Linked DNA regions of Homo sapiens: region 2 is linked to region 1. The links are chromatin loops, found by intact Hi-C in ENCODE. Cell type or tissue: heart right ventricle. All regions are shown on one strand. Each heading gives the region's core, and the rest is flanking DNA. Links, peaks and the distances in the headings are about the cores only. Region 1 has its middle 7.1 kb from the start of SRSF1. Region 2 holds the start of LOC105371840 (a long non-coding RNA gene).

Region 1 (5,376 bases), core at 293-5,292:
CAATATACTAGATGGTTGATTCCTTTTGTGCTGAGCAAATTACAACCACTTCCAGTTTTGCCTCCTAAGATTACATTCTCATCTTAATTGGAGTTTGAGGGTTTTCTAAACTCCTTAGTTATACATTCACTGGCATTTTTATTAATTGCTGCCACAACCAGCTGATTTAGTAAGCATGGACTTTACCAACTTCATTGTCGGAAGCAACCTAATTTTTAACACTATTACTGTTTATTAAAAGTTCCTTCCTCCAAGAGAAACTTTTTAAATACTTTTGATTCAATCCAATAATCTCAGGAGGAGACTTTTAAAAGTTCATGGAAAATGTGTATTATGAACAAATCATGCATGGATTTCAAAATTTTTTTACACCAAAATAAACTCATACTAACTTGTTATAACATGTATGAACAGGATCTAGTTTGAGGTACTAAAAAGAATAAGACATATGTTTGAAAAGAGCCCCTATCAGAGCAACATGTATTCTGTTAAAATTGAAGCAAGGACAAACATCAAATTTATGATGAACCTTGGGTGAAAAAATGGTGAAATCATTAATTCTTTACCAAAAGTTTATGGGCACAATGCCTCAAAGAAATCAGTATTTTATAATTGGAGAGTTCACTTTAAGAAGGGATGCTGGGCGCGGTGGCTCACGCCTGTAATCCCAGCACTTTGGGAGGCCGAGGCAGGCGGATCACCTGAGGTCGGGAGTTCAAGACCAGCCTGACCAACATGGAGAAACCCCGTCTCTACTAAAAATACAAAATTAGCCAGGCGTGGTGGCACATGCCTGTAATCCCAGCTACTAGGGAGGGTGAGGCAGGAGAATCACTTGAACCTGGGAGGTGGAGGTTGCGGTGAGCTGAGACCGCGCCATTGCACTCCAGCCTGGGCAACAAGAGCAAAACTCCGTCTCAAAAAAAAAAAAAAAAGGGATGAGACACTGTTGAAGAGGAAGCCTGCAGTGGCAGACTACCCACATCAATTTGCAAGGAAAAAATTAATCTTGTCATGCTTGAAGGCAATAATAAATACAGTGGTCCGTTTTCAAGACAAAATGCCTTACATGGGCTTAGGTCAGCAAACTACAGAAGAAACAGAACATACTAGACCCCTACTTGGACAGCTGATGCCTGCTTGTCAGCCTCCCTCTTCCCCCGCACTTCTCTTTCCCCCCTTAGTTGCCTTCACCCAAACCAAAAAAGTTTAGTATAAGATGAAAGTTTACTAGTCTGCAAAATAGCTCATTTTGTCTTCTCTTATCAGCCTGCCCAGCTACTTAGGTCATAAGTTAAATACTTGAATTGCCCCTGACCTAACTAGGATTGCAATGCATTGTGGGCTGCAATAAAATGCAGCAAGACAACCCTAAGAAAACCCTAAAGCCCCTACCCGACAATTAATAGTCAATGTCTGGGAAGATTGTGACCCCATAGTACGCAGCCTGTGAGAAACCAGGGGAGGGACCTGCACACTAGGGGATAAATTGCTTGTTAAAAAACTGTGCTGGGGGCCAGGTGTGGTGGCTCACGCCTGTAATCCCAGCACTTTGGGAGGCTGAGGCAGGCAGATCATGAGGTCAAGAGACCATCCTGGCCAACGTGGTGAAACCCCGTCTCTACTAAAAATACAAAAATTAGCTGGGCATGGTGGCATGCACCTGTAGTCCCAGCTGCTCGGGAGGCTGAGGCAGGAGAATCACTTGAACCTGGGAGGTGGAGGTTGCAGTGAGCTGAGATTGCGCCACTGCACTCCAGCCTGGTTGACAGAACAAGACTCCGTCTCAAAAAAAACAACTATGCTGGGGCCTGGTGTGGTGGCTCACACCTGTAATCCCAGCACCTTGGAAGGCTGAGGCGGGTGGATCACCATATGTCAGGAGTTTGAGACCAGCCTAGCCAACATGGCAAAACTCCATCTCTACTAAAAATACAAAAATTATCTGGGCATGGTGGCAGGTGCCTATAATCCCAGCTACTTGGGAGGCTGAGGCAGGAAAATCACTTGAACCTGGGAGACGGAGGTTGCAGTCAGCCAAGATCGTGCCACTGCACCCCAGCCTGGGTGACAAGAGCAAAACTCCATCTCAAAAAAATAAAATTTAATTTAAAAAAAACTGTGCTGGGTGTGCCTGTCTATCAGACACCCAATCTTGCAAGACTGTCATTAAAAGTCTCACTTTTGCTGTTCTCTGGGTCTCTGAGACAATTCTTTGGGTTTGGATGGGTAAGTTTGTTTCTCACATGCTCTCATAAAAGACGACCAACAATTAATAGCAGAAACCAAAGCCAATACCATAGACATCTCAATTGGTTTGGCTCACACAATTCTAACTGAAAAATTTAAGCTGAGCAAATTTTCCACTCAAAGGTTACTAAAACTGCACACCCAGATCAGCTGCACACAAGAGCAGAGCTTTCCATGGAGATTTTAAACAAGTGCGATCAAGATCCTGAAGCATTTTTTTGAAGAATTGTAACAGGACATGAAACATGGTTTTACCAGTACAATCCTGAAGGCAAAGTATAATCAAAACAATGGATACTAGGAGGTGGAAGTGGTCCAGTCAAAGCAAAAATGGATCAGTCCCAGAGCAAAGATCATGGCACCAGTTTTTTTTGGCTGCTCAAGGCATTTTGCTTGTTGACTTTCTGGAGGGCCAAAGAATGATAATTTGTGCTTATTATGAGAATAAGCAGATATGCTTATTATGAGAAAGCCAAAACTTTAGCAAAAAAAAAAAAAAAAAAAAACTGCCCAGGAAAGCTTCACTGGAGAGTTCCCCACCATGACAATGCTCCTGCTCATTCCTCTCAAGCAAGGGCAATTTTGCAAGAGGTTTAATGGGAAATCATTAGGCATCCACCTGGCAGTCTTTATTTGACTCCTTCTGACATCTTTTTGTTTCTTAATCTTTAAAAATGTTTAAATGGCACCCCTTTTTTTTTTTAATAATAATGTGAAAAAGGGCTGGGCACGGTGGCTCATGCCTGGAATCCCAGCACTTTGGGAGGCCAAGGTGGGCAGATCACCTGAGGTCAGGAGTTCAAGACCAGCCTGGCCAACATGGTGAAACCCCGTCTCTACTAAAAATACGAAAAATTAGCCAGGTATGGTGGCGTGCGCCTGGAATCAGCTACTCGTGGGGGCTGAGACAGGAGAATCACTTGAATCCGGGAGGCAGAGGTTGCAGTGAGCTGAGATTGCACCACTACACTCCAACCTGGGCGACAGAGTGAGACTCCATCTAAAAAAAATAAACAAAATAAATTTTAAAAAATTTAAAAAGTGAAAAAGAGTACATTGACATGGTTAAATTCCCAGGACCTGAAGTTCTTTAGGGATGGACTAAATGGCTGGTATCATTACTTATGAAAGTGTCTTGAGCTTGATGGAGCTTATATGGAGAAATAAAGTTTTTATTTTTATTTTTTAATTCCATTTTTTCCATAAACTTCCTGAAGTTCCCTCATATTAGTGTCAGCACCATACTTTACCCTGGAAATGATTACTTGGGGGGTAGGAGAAGAAAGAAATTCAAAGAGTTAACTGCTGTAAGAGCTGAAATCACGAGACACTTTTTTTTTTTTTTTTGAGACGGAGTCTCGCTCTGTCGCCCAGGCTGGAGTGCAGTGGCGTGATCTTGGCTCACCGCAAGCTCCGCCTCCCGGGTTCACGCCATTCTCCTGCCTCAACCTCCCGAGTAGCTGGGACTACAGGCGCCTGCCACCACGCCCGGCTAATTTTTTGTATTTTTAGTAGAGACGGGGTTTCACTGTGTTAGCCAGGATGGTCTCAATCTCCTGACCTCGTGATCCACCCCCCTCGGCCTCCCAAAGTGCTGGGATTACAGGCATGAGCCACCGCGCCCGGCCACGAGACACAATTTTTCAGTGATTTGCTTACTACTCAAAACTCCACCTGTGGTGATAGTTACATAACTGTGCACATATTTAAAATCATGGCATTGTCTACTTAGAGCAGATGAATTGTATGGTATGTAAATTATAACTCAGTAACTTTTTTTTTCCAAATGACTGGGGGAAGAAATACCTCTGTATCTCCACAGTTAGAAAAATCTCTCTCCAGTACCAATCCTCCAAAGGTATTATTGGGAGTGGGGGAAGTCCAAGAGTAATTTGCACTGAAATACGGCTTTCCTAATCTGGAAACTCTGTTTCCAACATTTTTTGTGCCAACCCTACTGTCTTTTGAGCGCATAATTCTTATTTTTACTACTAGGTAAAGAGACACTTAGAAAGGTTGGGATTACCACTCGATTCCACTGTGTACAGGAGTTTACTTCCAGAAACAATTCACTTGCAAGATTCTCTGTTCCCTTGCTCCACTTGATTCAGGGATAAATATTCTCTGAAAAGGAAAGAAACCGTGTATTTTAAATTTTCATTTATATTCGTCTCATCTTCCTTAGTAAGTTATATTGAGGACAGATTTCTGCTGTAACTCCCTTTATTACCAGTATATTATCTGTTAAAATGAATATTATTGACTATTTACTGACTGCTCTTTGAAAAAGTTGGGAAGTTAGGTGAGCAGAATGCTGTTTATATGGAAACTTCATCATGTTGCTGTCAGTGAATAGACACAATGGGTATAAAGATTTTTTTATTTCTTTTCATTTTTTAATTTTTATTATTATTTTTTTAAGACGGAGTCTCTCTCTGTTGCCCAGGCTGGAGTGCAATGGCACAATCTCAGCTCACTGCAACCTCCGCATCCCAGGTTCAAGCAATTCTCCTGCCTCAGCCTCCTGAGTAGCTGAGATTACAGGTGTGTGCCACCTTGTCTGGTTAATTTTTTATTTTTTTAGTAGAGATGGGGTTGGGGGGGGTGGTCTCACCATGTTGGCCAGGCTGGTCTTGAACTCCGGACCTCGTGATCCACCCACCTCAGCCTCCCAAAGTGCTGGGATTACAGGTGTGAGCCACCATGCCCAGCCTGTTTTTTTACTTCACAGTATAATAAAGATGGCCAAGCCAGGCGTGGTGGCTCACGCCTGTAATCCCAGCGCTTTGGGAGGCCAAGGCGAGGCAGATCACAAGGTCAGGAGTTCGAGATCATCCTGGCTGACACAGTGAAACCCTGTCTCTACTAAAATACAAAAAAAACTAGCTGAGCATAGGTGGTGCATGCCTGTAGTCCCAGCTACTCGGGAAGCTGAGGCAGGAGAATGGTGTAAAACCTGGGAGGTGGAGCTTGCAGTGAGCCAAGATCGCGCCACTGCACTCCAGCCTGGGAGACAGAGCAAGAATCCGTCTCAAAAAAAAAAAAAAAAAAAAAAAAAAAAAAAAAAAAAGATGGCCACCTTTTAAGCCCAAATAAGTCATCTAATAATATAGTCTTAGTAATTTT
Region 2 (5,376 bases), core at 146-5,145, 46 kb after region 1:
CTGAAGTGAGAAAGTCCATCTGAAACTGAAGACAGCCAGGAGCATAGATGAAGAAGAATGACAAAAGTCAGACATGTCCTTTCTGTAGGAAATCCAGGTACTTGGATACACATGAACATATACGCTGCATGTCATGTATGTATATGGAATAACAACGTTTGCATTGTCTGATGGTTTCCAACAAGTATTTTCATAACATTGCCTCATTTGGTCTTCATACAGACAATGGGAGCTGGGTCTCACACTTTTCCCCAAGGTTCAGGAGGTGAAGTGCCTTCTTCACCATCTCTCCGTAAATGGTGATGCTGTAAATGAAATTCACGTATTCTGTTTCCTTACCTGGTGCACTAAGCCCTATATTAGTCTAAACCTGGCTGACCATCAGTATCACCTGGCTGCTTCTTTAAAATGCTTGGGCTCCACACCAGTTCTAGAAATTCTGATTCAGGATGTCTAGGACAGGGCCTGGGTATTTGCATTTCTGGAAGCACCCCAAGTGAAACTGAAGACTATTTAGGTTTTTAGAATTTGGCCCTTGCAGGGGTTGGTGCATTGATACAGTGGACTCTTAAAAGATGGGCAGCTGGGTATGGTGGCTCACACCTGTAATTTCAGCATTTTGGGAGGCCAAGGTGGGAGGATAGCTTGAGCCCAGCAGTTCAAGACCAGCCACGGCAACATAAGGAGACCTCGTCTCTACAGAAAATTAAAAAAAAAAAAAAATTAGCCAGGGTGGCACACAGCTGTGGCCCAGCTACCCAGGAGGCTGAGGTGGGAGGATCGCTTGAGCCTGGGAGATCGAGGTTGCAGTAAGCAGAGACTGTGCCACTGCACTCCAGCCTGGGTGACAGAGCAAGACTCTGTTTCCAAAAAAAAAAGGCAAAAGTAGCAAATCTCTAGTGGTGGAATTTCAGGCTTTGAGGCAGACAAATGGATGCAGGATATATTTTGGGGAAGGGAGACATCTTGTTATGATGTGTGGTAGCTGTGTATTTGCCACATGGCTCTCCACCACAGAACTTCCCACATGAATATTACCTGCTTGGTGTATACTATACACATATAATGTCAACAAAACTCTCAGAATGAAGAGCAAACACATCTAATAAACATGTGGATTTTTAGAGCATGCAAGCTTTTTTAGGGAAAAAAATATGGAAGCATTTTCAGTGTCAAGTCTCACCACGAGGCAGGCTCTTCAAGCTGGAAGAAAGGCATCCGGAAATACGAGTTTGTCATGGAAACGCTGATGGGGCTTCAGCTGAGTGATGCTCACAGGTGCAACCCAGAATGGCACAGCCTCTTGTGGCTTATTTACATCCCAGCCTGCTGAACGAGCTCACTTTTCTTGTTGCCTGGCCCTGGGGGCTTCTTACCAGGAAGAACTGTGGCTGTGGCTGTGTTTCTTGGTGGAGATTTTCAGCAGGAAATTACAGGGGGTCTTAGGATCAGTTTCACATCTGGGAGAAAGGCTCCTGGAGAGAGTGGAGAGATGAATGAAGTAAAGAAGGAAGAAAAGGAGGGAAGGAAGGAAAACATACTGATTCTAAGTGCCAGGACCTACCCAAGGAGAACACAGGCATCATCTTCATGTCTTCATCACCATCGGCTGTAACCCAGTGAGGTACCTAAGGTTATCCCTGTGTTACAGAGAAGGAAACAGGCTGGCGGCACCCAGAGGGGAGCTGACAACCACATCCTTGGGTAGACTAGATGGCCAGCGGTGCAAGGATTGGGAAGCTTCCCCTGAAACCACCACTTTGGCTGACACCAAAAACCCTAGAGCAGGGAACAAAGGCCTTCTCTTGACAAGCAGGGAGAAACCTAGAGAGGCCATTCCTCCTGGGAGAGCTGCATGCTGACTCCCCTGGGTCCTGTCAGGGTGGATGACTGACCACGACCCTGTGCTGCGGGCAGGCTATGGTCCAGGAGGGACACTGGGTCCTTGAAGATACAGGTTCTCTGTTCTTCCCAGCTGGGCTCCAGGAGTCACATCAGGAGCCAGAGAAGGGCATCAGTTGCTTTATGGAGCCAATAGGTGGGGCCTAAGAGGCTGGGGGAGGGAGTTGGGAATAGGAAAAGGTTGTCTGCCTGCGGGACGTTTCCATTTGGCAGAGAAAGTGTGGTCCCTTAGGGGCTCTCAATCCAATCCGACAGGAGAGACAAGAGCTCTGCACACATGGAGTCCAAGAAAGATGGAGGAAAGAAGACACAGGCCAGAGATTCTAGGAGCTCACAGACTGGACAGGGAAAGACCTGTTTTTCCCGATCCTGGCCACAGACCCAGAGGTCCCAACCATCTTGGGAACTGCCCTGGACTCTGGCAAGAGTTAGGGTGAGACCCAGACCCCCCAAGTTCTCTCCTACACATCTACAAGGCCCCCAGAGTGTTCTTCTACAATGCTTTCTATCAGAGCCACCTGCTCCTGGGGGCTTGCAGCTTTGGCCAGGACCAGTGAGTGGCTCTGCTGGGAGGCTGCTCTAATTAGGCCCAGGGTCACTCCCCAGCCCCATCTGTCCTCAGCAACATGAGTCCCACCTTTTCCTCCTCACCAGGAGCCTTGGGAGCTTGGGAGACATTCCAAGGCTGGCTCTGACATGAATTTGCTGCACAGTGCGCCAGGCGATCAGAGCTGACTCCTCTCCCTTTTCCCTTGGAGGTGTTGATAGTAACAGCAGCGATGAGCTGCCAAGTTGGCAGGAGAACAGAGCGACTGTGCACTGCGGATGGAGGGGGGCGGGAAGCAGCAAGCCGGCAGAGGGCTGGGCCAGAACGACAGTTTGTTTATCCTGAAATTGAAAGGGTCCCTCCAGTCTCAGCCACCAGCATCTTGCAGGAGGGAGGGTGACTTCCTAGAAGGTGGAGGCTCTGGTGGGAGGCCCAGGGTTGGTGATGTGGGTGTTGCTAGAGTCGGGTGGGTGGAAGGGATCTTTTGGTTGGGCCTGAAGCCATCAGCCAGCCTGGCCCCAGAGGCAGGACAGAGACCCACCTTTGTTCCTGCTGTTGAGGTGGCTGTGGAGTTTCTAAACTGGAATGGACCTGGGGTGGGGAGCTAGAGTTCTGAAGCTGCTTCCTCCTAAATATAGAGACCTCAAGGGGCATTTAGGAGGGTACTCATGCTCTGTCAATCAAACGAACCTGGGACCTTGGGCAAGTATTTGAATCCTTTGAGCCTCGGAGATTAAGAACATTTACTTTAAAGCTTTGTGTGAGGATTCAATAAAGTAGTGACGGCAAAAATTTGTTTCCTGTTTACTCCAGGGCAGACATGGTGCTAAAAGCTTTCTGTTTGTGAAGCATTTAATCCTCAAACTTTATCAGGTGGGTACTATTTGTATTCCTATTTTATGAATGAAGTAACTGAGGCACAGAGGGGGTAAGCAGCTTACTCAGTGTCACAGAGCTAATGAGTAGCCACAATGGGGATTTGAACCTAGTGGTGTGTTGCTTAGGCCTATGTTCTCAGCCCCTGTAGAAACTGTCTTCACAGTGCAACTGAGTTCTGAGCAGGGTGCCTGGCACAGAGCAAACATTTAATGAATGTTAGCTACTATCATGACTCCCCTAGAGCAGTTCCAGACAGGGGACCTAGGCTCCTGATATCTATACCAGGGACTCCCTGGGGTCCTAGGTTGTCCTCTTTCCATCTTTTGTCTATACTATCTTGCTCATCCTAGGAGCTGGAGGAACTTCTCTTTTGGAGAGATTGCTGCTGGTCTTCCCTGCTTCTCTCATCCCCTCCTCCCGAAGGCAGAGCAGAGGAATTCTCGGCTTCTTCCAGTTACCCTCAGCCTGCAAAGAAAACATAGTCTGCTGCGTCTGCTGCCAGTTCCTCTCTGGCGACAGCCACAACCCATTTGCTCAGCATCAGCCCCAGCCTGTGCTGTGGGTAGAGCCCGGAGCCTGGGGCAGGACCCCAGTGCCCTGTGTGAGAGCCTGGGTCAGTTACTGTAAGGCTGGGCCTTGGGGGCCACTCAGAGGGAGAGGCATGGCCCACATAATTTCTTGAAGACTCTGGCTGTAAGAGTGGTGACTGAAGGCTGGTGTGCTGTATGCATAGACTCTTTCTTTTTTTTTTTTTTTTAGGCGGAGTCCCTCTCTCTGTCACCAGGCTGGAGTGCAGTGGCACGATCTTGACTCACTCCAACCTCCACCTCCCAGGTTCACGCCATTCTCCTGCCTCAGCCTCCCAAGTAGCTGGGACTATAGGCGTCCGCCACCGCACCCAGCTAATTTTTGTATTTTTAGTAGAGATGGGGTTTTACCACGTTGGCCAGGAAGGTCTTGATCTCCTAATCTCGTGATCTGCCCGCCTCAGCCTCCCAAAGTGCTGGGATTACAGGCGTGAGCCACTGTGCCCGGCCGCATAGACTCTTTTTAGGGTAGGAAATCCATTGTATAAACATGTTCTCAGTTTTGGAAGGTTCATTAATACAGCCATGCAAATTGGTAACCAGCTTTACAAGCTCACTAAACTGTGCTACTGGCCACCCTAAGGTGCCAGACAAAGAATCCTGTGCCACTTTCTGCGTGGCCAGAGCTACCTCCTGTCAGCTGCGAGATAGCCAAACCACAGCCAGGAGCCCAGATTACTGACTGCTCCCTAGGCCCGAATTCTTCCCTGGGACGATGAAACATCAGGCATTTGTGTGGGGGAAAGGAACTGCAGTGTGGACATCTCAGAACAACACTGTTTTGTTTATGTAAGCTGTGAGGCATTGTGGGTGTGCTGGCTACAGAGTCACCCCCCTGTTTCCATCACATACGAGAACTGATGACAGGAGATCAGGTAGCGTTGGGAAGCTGGGGCTAAAACTCTGCTATGGACTCAGAAGAAAATGGAATATTCTAAATATTATAGAATAGACACAGCAAGGATACAGTATCTTCTAGTTAGAAACTTTTAATTAAAAGAATGTTCACTCCATAGGGATCAGCTAGAACATGATGGTCAATAATTATAAACAGCTGAGCATGGTGGTGTGCACCTGTAATCTCAACTACTAGGGAGGCTGAGGCAGGAGGATCACATGAGGCCAGGAGGTCAAAGCTGCAGTATGCCACGATTGTGCCTGTGAATAGCCACTGTATGCCGGCCTGGGCAACATAACAAGACCCCATCTCTAAATTTTTTTTTTAATTATGAACAAAAAGGACAGTCACAACCCAACAATTCCTTTACGATGCTCACTACACAAGCAGCACTTAAGACTCCTTAGGCATGGGAGTACTCTCTGCCTGGGCCAGGGAGGTGGAAAGGAAACTGAGGCACCAAAGTAGAAGAGAGGTCCTGAGATGTTTCAAGGCACACATAGAAGGTAGTTGCCCGTCACCACACAGGGCTGATCACCATCTTGGTCTCTGGGATCTAAAAT

Evidence for each region. Peaks named below come from ENCODE experiments on the same cell type or tissue, not always from the same donor. Only the 100,000 strongest peaks of a DNase experiment are listed, where the experiment ranks them.
Region 2: it touches region 1 in a loop (2.3-fold over the local background); 4 of 110 quality-filtered maps call a loop at or near these places.

The regions. Positions count from the first base shown.
Region 1 is chr17:58,011,682-58,017,057 of GRCh38, forward strand. No RefSeq gene overlaps it. Among named protein-coding and RNA genes, the nearest start is that of SRSF1, 7.1 kb to the left of the region's middle. In heart right ventricle, for the core only: no CTCF peak of the experiment used is centred there; no DNase peak of the experiment used is centred there.
Region 2 is chr17:58,058,084-58,063,459 of GRCh38, forward strand. It overlaps LOC105371840 (a long non-coding RNA gene), which reads right to left and starts at 1,861. Exons shown (of 4, transcript XR_001752951.2): 1 at 1,565-1,861; 2 at 1,377-1,475. In heart right ventricle, for the core only: no CTCF peak of the experiment used is centred there; a DNase peak (open chromatin) is centred at 2,723.